2 separate regions of the Homo sapiens genome follow, and region 2 is linked to region 1. Evidence: read pairs that join two places in POLR2A ChIA-PET (ENCODE). Cell type or tissue: endothelial cell of umbilical vein. All regions are shown on one strand.

Region 1 (4,000 bases):
GTTTTACATGAATATTCTAAATACAAAGTCTCCTGAAACAACATACTTTTGATATGATTTTCATTTTTAAAGGGATGCAAACATTCCATTTTCTCATTTATAATCTATTCCAAGGCAAAGTATTTTAATAATGTATCCTTTCTGCAGTTAGATCACAATTCACAAGTATAACTGAAACAGACAAAACCTTGTCAGCAAAGGTTAAAAGTCCTTTTTTCTTTAAAAAAAAAAAAAAAAAAGGAGGTAAATAACCAGCCCTTATGTGTTTTCAGAATTTTGTACTACACTGACATGATTTGCAGTCAGGTTTTTCTTCCTACCCCTTAAGGCTACAAAATTCTGTTGCAAATGCATTGCAAAAGAATTCTAGACCACTTAATGCAAAAATCAAAAAATAGTTTTTCAATAAAAAGTAAATTTTATAAATGGTAGGAAACAGTATCTGTGGTAAGCTACTAATTGACATTTTCCCCCTATTACTAAACAAATCATGTTACACAGAAACAAGGAAGACAGGTTATCAAATACAACAAGCTTATACTGTTTACATCCCTCATTAAAAAAAATAATAATTTCATACTTTTCACACACTGCATTTGAAATTTACATTTTTCCCATCAGGTTGGAGGGGGAGGATAATATTGTCCATAATTCCAAGGATTCTGATAATTGTACTGAAAGGAAAAAGTAAGTATGTTAGCATATTAGAACTGTGGCAGAGTTCCATATGTAAAAGTATAATTAAAGCAGCTATGTTTAAGAAAACAAGCAAGTGTTCACTGCTAAAATTCTAGTACTTAACCACCAAAGAATGTATTACACAATTGGAACAAAAACTTTTTTTAAAAAAAAAGAAACTATCCTAATTTATGCTAATAACATCTATGAACAAAGAATTATAATTATGCAGACTCACTTGATACCACGCACTATAATTATATACAGCTTGGTTTGCCTGTAAATCACCATCAATCATCTGTGTAGATGATGAAGTTGTATCTTCTGTATGTGCTTTCTTTTCCTCTGGTTCTTCTGATCTATATAAAACGTCAGAATGGAAACTTTCAAAACTCCCACAGGTAAGAACTTTAACGAATAGATGAATGTTATCTGTATATTTGTTTTACTGAAGTTCTGAATCACTCAAGACTTTTTCAAATCATGAAAATAAAGTATGTAAATTACAACATAAAAGTAACACTTAAAAACATTTGTCTTTGAAGGCATTTCCATAATGAAGCACGCCTTCTTGACTTAGCAAAAAGTGACATACCCATTTTCTGCTTTCCTTTTTAAAGAATCCTGTTCTTTCAGGAGTGTTTGATGTTCATCATAAGCATTCAGAAGCCTGAAAGGAAAGAAAAAAATATCCTCTGGAATATACAAAAAACAAACTTTATTAAATATTTAAAGTTGTTTTTACTTAGGAAACTGCCTAAGAAAATTTCTAAGCGGCTCCTTTATTTTTAAAATTTCTACTACTAAAATCATAGTCCTGATACTCAGACACTCCATTCCCTATACTTATAATGGACTAAATGACACTTGTGTTGAATCTCCGATTTGTCTGCCTGTTTTTACCAAATTAAAATAATGTCATTTAACATCACTGGTCAAAATTCCAATAGCTTACTACTGTCAGCTACCTACTGCATGTGCTATCAATTCAGTCTAGCTTTCAATGCACAACACAGTCAAGATCACGCTTCCACTACTTCACAAAAACCTCCAATCAAGCAGATGTTACTTTTAGATGAGATTCAACTTGCTTCCGCCACTGTGTCCTCTGCTCAGTTTATCAGAATCCAGTAATAACTAAATGAAGCCCAACCTCCTCTATGAAGCATGACAAATCCATTCTGATCGAGAGACATCACAGCCCTCCTAGCAGTTATTTGCTACCTCATACACTTACTTCCTGTTAATCATATCATTCAACCAGACTAGAAGCTAGAATTACATATCTCATCTTTTGTGTACCTTCTTCAGTGTAAACATAAGACACTAAATACACAGCACACAAGCAGTTAAGAGCAGAAACTCTGAAGTAGGTTCAGTCCTCGCTCCACAATGTGATAATAGCTACATGACCTCAGAAAAAATGCCTAATCTCTGTTTAATCCTCTCATCTATTAAGAGAACAGAACCCTACACCCTCATTCTACTGCTATGAATTTTCTGCAAGATAGCTAATATAAAACATTTGGCATCATGCCAAGCACGCAAATATATACATTAATACATTAAAATACACTAATATAAACATTAGCTGTTATATTAGTTGCACTGAAATTTTACACAGCCATCAAAAATATATACACACATATACAAACACCCAGACACAACTAATTCTCAGTTTATCTACAGTGGTTTCAACAGAAATCTAAATGCGAATAATCATAAAAGGCACATGCCTAACAGGAACTGGTGTATTTGCTTACTACAATCAGATAAGACTGGAACTTCAGCAATGCTCTAGCCAATATTTGTACTCTTAGTAAATTTAATCTTAAACTTGTCCTTTTCCCAAATCCACTGGAGCATTCTCTTCAACCATCCTCAACTTTCGGCTTTTACAATGAAGGAAGATGAGGCCACTAGGCATGTTCTGTGGGACCATATCCATCCTCTTCTCCAATCTCAGAAAATAGCACTCCTACTGGAGATTAATCCCATCCATCTTTATTGACCTATATATTAAATATTTGGGTTTCAGGGTTCAATCCTTATCCCATTTCCCTTTTCACAGGATTGCTCCTTCCTGCCTTCTCTCATTCAGTCATGGTTTAAATTGTCATTCTAAAATTGGGAAAACAGTTTTGAAGGAAAGACAAACCTTATGCCTTCCTGTTAAGTACATATACATTTACAAAATTGAATTTACCCCCATATATATCTGAGGAAAAAGTAAACTAAGCGAACATTTTAAAATTTAACAATGTATTAATCTATACTAATCATCAAATCCCCATACAAAAATATCAATGCTCATTTATCATTCAAATAGGTAATATAACTAATATCTTACTTATTAACATCGGAACCAAAATCTTCAAGAAATTCCACTTTTCTCTGAGAAAATGTAATTCTCATTTTAATAGGTAATGAACCATGTACAGCTTTGTCAAAACAATTTAGGATATTTTCTTCATTTTGTTTGAGGTCACCACTATATTCCATTTCAAGTAAATTGAGGTATAACTTTGTGTTCTCCTGTGTAAAAAGCAGCATCAATGAATATTTCTAAAATATTTTTATTAGAGCACAGATATTTAAAATGCCTTAGTTTTTATGTCTCAATTTGAAAAAATATTGAAAATTGTATTAAAATACAACTCATGCTAAATGTTTTCAGCATATATCTAAAGGGGTGAAAAAATTCATTAACACACTGATGAATTTTTCAATCAGTTGATCATCCTAGTACCTCCTAAACAATGCAAATTGTTCAATGACAGTAAATTAAAACTCTATAGCCTATCTTGTATTTAGTATGACATGACCTACCATGACAATTAGAAAACAAAACATAAAAAAAAATCTCTATGCTTCAAATAATTTAAATCTTTACTACAACTATAGATAAACATCTTAACCGGGCGTGGTGGCTCATGCCTATAATCCCACCACTTTGGGAGGCCAAGGCAGGAGGATCACTTGAGGTCTGGAGTTTGAGACCAGCCTGGCCAACATGGTAAAACCCCATCTCTACTAAAAATACAAAAATTAACTGGCGTGGTGGTGCACACCTTTAATCCCAGCTACTTGGGAGCCTGAGGCAAGAGAATGGCTTGAACCCAGGAGGTGGAAGCTGCAGTGAGCTGAGATCACGCTACTGCACTCCAGCCTCAATGACAATGAAACTCTGTCTCAAAAAAAAAAAAAAAAAAAAAAAAAAAGCCCAGGTGCAGTGGCTTACGCCTGTAATCCCAGCACTTTGGGAGGCCGAGGCAGGCAAATCATCTGAGGTCAGGAATTCAAGATCAGCCTGACCAACATA
Region 2 (4,000 bases), 64 kb after region 1:
TTCTTTACTACCTAAAATACACCCAAGGTTAGTTGATAAAATTGTGACTGATATGTTAATACAGGTAATAATCTCAAAAACTAGGTTTTCTTATTTATATGAATTATAAAATAATCATCTTAGCATAATACTTTAAGCCCAATGATTCTAATGGTGGAAATTCAGATATCATGGAAGTGCATACTGGAGATATTTTAGCACACAGATGTCTTATACTACTTCAAAATAGTACCACACTATTCATCTTCAATGAGGCCGGGCCCTAAAATAAATCACAGTTACACTTTTACTCACAACTTGGAATATATGGCACAAAAAGAACCAGAGAAGAGGCTGGGCGTGGTGGCTCACACCTGTAATCCCAGCACTTTGGGAGGCCAAGGCAGGTGGATCACCTGAGGCCAGGAGTTAGAGACTAGCCTGGCCAACATGGTGAAACCCAGTGTCTACTAAAAATACAAAAATCAGCCAGGCATGGTGGCACATGCCTGTAATCCCAGCAACTCAGGAGGCTGAGGCATGAGAATCGCTTGAACCTGGGAGGTGGAGGTTGCAGTGAACTGAGATTGCACCACTGCCCTCTAGCCTGGGTGACAGAGTCTTGGGGGAAAAAAAAAGGAACGAGAAAAAGGCAGGCTTTTGTGGGTTTTGTGGATTGGGGGGATACAGGATGATCTTAAGACCACCCGTCTTGACCAGGCGCAGTGGCTCACACCTATAATCCCAGCACTTTGAGAGGACAAGGTAGGTGGACTGCTTGAGCCCAAGAGTTCAAGACCAGCTTCAGCAACATGGCAACACCCCATCTCTACAAAAAATACAAAACTTAGCCAGGCATGGTGACACACGCCTGTAGTCCCAGCTACTCGGGAGGCTGAGGTGGGAGGATCACTTGAGCTCAGGAGGCGGAGGTAGCAGTGAGCCGAGATTATACCACTGTACTCCAGCCTGGGCTAAAGAGCAAGACCCTGTCTCCAAAAAGAAAAAGATCACATATCTCAACGTGACCCCTTCAAATGTAATGAAATTGCAGGAAGAGAAGTGATGTCAGAGAATAAATATTACCTTTCTCCACAACCAGAATAAGGTCTATATCCAGATAAGTAGCTCCTAATCAGTTATATTTCCAAGGGCAATTCTAATGTTTAGCCTGGAATGTTAAGGACTCTAGGTCTATTACAGGGGACCCAATGATATGAGAAAGGCTAAAACAAACAAGTCAGCAGAGAGCAGGGACACAAAATGTGAGAAATACAAAACTCGAAAATTAATTGTAACCATTTTATAATTTTATAACTTTAAATAAGAATCTAAGAAATGACAAAATGGGCTAGAAAGAATTACTATGCCATCAAGGAAAGGTTAAGTAAAGAAGCACATGAGATGGCCATTAAGAAATCTTTTTTTTTTTAACAAGGTGATAGAGAGGGAGAAAAGAACATCCTTTATTCCTAACTAGCCTATAATGATCTAACCCTCTTGAATTTTTTTGAACATTAACGTGATATGTAGAACTTTAAAATGGTTCCCCAAAGATGTCCTGCTCCAATCCCTAAAATTTGTGAATATAATAAGATATCACTCCCAAGATTATGTTATATCATATAGTACAGTTAACCTTAAAGTAATGACATGATCTGGTGGAATTAATCTAATCAAACGAGCGCTTAAAAGAAGAGAACTTTCTGGCCGGGTGCGGTGGCTCACACCTATAATCCCAGCACTTTGGGAGGCCGAGGCAGGCGGATCACAAGGTCAGGAGATCGAGGTGATCCTGGCTAACACAGTGAAACCCCATCTCTACCAAAAATACAAAAAATTAGCCGGGTGTGGTGGCAGGCGCTTGTAGTCCCAGCTACTCAGGAGGCTGAGGCAGAATCGCTTGAACCCGGAAGGCGGAGCTTGCAGTGAGCCGAGATGGCGCCACTGCACTTCAACCTGGGTGACAGAGCAAGACTCTGTCTCCAAAAAAAAAAAGCAGAGCGCTTTCTGTGACTGGTACAAAAAGAGGAAGTCTGAAAGATCCTATGAAGGGGAGCTCAACATGTTATTGCTGGCTTAAAAACAGAGGAGGGTTGCATGCAAAGAAATGTGAGTGGTGTTAAGGAGCTGAGCAAGGACCCTCACTGACAGCCAGCAAGGAAATGCAGACCTCAGTCTTTTTTTTTTTTTTTTTTTTTTTTTTTTTGAGAAGTTTGTCTCTGTCCTGGGCTCCTTACCCATTGACCATTTGCTGTCCACCTACTGGGCGGATGTTCTGGCCTGAGTCAACCCTCTGTCCCACTCTGTCACCCAGGTTGGAATGCAATAGTGTGATCTCGACTCACTGCAACCTCCACTTCCTAGGTTCAAGCAATTCTCCTGCTTCAGCCTCCTGAGTAGCTGGGATTATAGGCACACGCCACCACGCCCAGCTAATTTTTGTATTTTTAATAGAGACGGGGTTTCATCATGTTGTTTAGGCTGGTCTTGAACTCCTGACCTCAGGTGATCCACCCGCCTCCAACTCCCAAAGTGCTGGGATTATAGGTGTGAGCCACCACGCCCAGCTGACCTCAGTCTTATAACCACAAGGAATTGAATTTGGCAAAGCCCAGCACTGCTATCACCCTGATTTTGGCCTTCTGAAACCATAGGCAGTGAACTGAGGTGAGCCATGCCAGACTTCTGACCTAAAGAACTCTAAGCCAAAAAATGTGGTTGCCTTAAGCTCCTACATTTGTGTTAAACTTTACACAGCAATGAAAAACTAATATATTTACTTTCTGTATTATCTTTAGGTATAATGAGTTCCATAATATTAACTCCAGATACCTAAAGTAATGAACATCTTTGTCTTAAAATAATAAACATTTTATATACTTCTTTACTTTAATCTTTATGACTCAGATTCTTTTAAAAAATTATCCTTTTTTTTTTTTTTTTTTTTTTGAGATGGAGTCTTGCTCTGTCTCTAGGCTGGAGTGCAGTGGCTGAAGAGATTCTCCTGCCTCAGCCTCCCGAGTAGCTGGAACTACAGGCGCATGCCGCCATGCCCGGCTAATTTTTGTATTTTTAGTAGAGATGGGGTTTCACCATGTTGGCCAGAATGGTCTCAATCTCTTGATCTTGTGAGCCGCCCGCCTCAGCCTCCCAAAGTGCTGGGATTACAGGTGTAAGCCACCACAACCAGCCTTTTTTTTTTTTTTTTGAGATGGAGTCTCGCTCTGTTTCTCAGTCTGGAGTGCAGTGGCACAATCTCAGCTCACTGCAACCTCTGCCTCCCAGGTTGGTGTGATTCTCCTGCTTCAGCCTCCTGGGTAGCTGGGATTACAGGCATGTGCCACCATGCCTGGCTAATTTTTATATTTTGAGTAGAGGCGGGGTTTTAACCATGTTCGCAGGCTGGTCTCAAACTCCTGACCTCAGGTGATCTACCTGCCTCCACCTCCCAAAGTGCTGGGATTACAGGTGTGAGCCACCACACCCGGCCATATATCATTACTATAAAAATTTTAGATTTTATATGGGACATTACTGGTCACCTAGTCCACCCTTCCTAATTTTATAGACAAGGAAACAGAGACTAACAGAAATTAAGTAACTTGCTTAAGGACAAACAATGACGGGGACTAGAAATTTAACATAAGCATCTGACTACATTGAAAATTTCTGTCACCACCACAGCCATTATATCATCCACATCTTAATTATTGTGTTGTTTTTCTCTGACTGTTCTTAAACTTCATAAAATTGTTTTTCCAGTAAAAGCATCAGAAATTTGTGTAGTTTTCACACTGCAGATATCTCATGTTTTGTAGGATAATATATTGTTATGCATTATTCCTGTATTTTTCTTTCTTTTTTTTTTTTTTGAGACAGAGTCTCGCTCTGTCACCCAGGCTGGAGTGCAATGGCGCAATCTCGGCTCACTGCAACCTCCGCCTCCCGGGTTCAAGCGATTCTCCTGCCTCAGCCTCCAGAGTAGCTGAGATTACAGGCGCCTGCCACCATGCCCGGC

The links. Peaks named below come from ENCODE experiments on the same cell type or tissue, not always from the same donor. Only the 100,000 strongest peaks of a DNase experiment are listed, where the experiment ranks them.
Region 2: POLR2A ChIA-PET joins it to region 1 with 6 read pairs; 4 of 35 experiments call an interaction of 5 or more read pairs at or near these places.

The regions. Positions count from the first base shown.
Region 1 is chr14:45,111,531-45,115,530 of GRCh38, reverse strand. PRPF39 (pre-mRNA processing factor 39) reads right to left here. Exons shown (of 14, transcript NM_017922.4): 11 at 3,029-3,213; 12 at 1,274-1,348; 13 at 917-1,037; 14 at 1-674. The coding sequence ends at 618. Among named protein-coding and RNA genes, the nearest start is that of SNORD127, 2.7 kb to the right of the region's middle. In endothelial cell of umbilical vein, no CTCF peak of the experiment used is centred here; DNase peaks (open chromatin) are centred at 2,280 and 2,470.
Region 2 is chr14:45,047,246-45,051,245 of GRCh38, reverse strand. All of the region lies in intron 14 of TOGARAM1 (TOG array regulator of axonemal microtubules 1), which reads right to left. Among named protein-coding and RNA genes, the nearest start is that of PRPF39-DT, 35 kb to the left of the region's middle. In endothelial cell of umbilical vein, no CTCF peak of the experiment used is centred here; no DNase peak of the experiment used is centred here.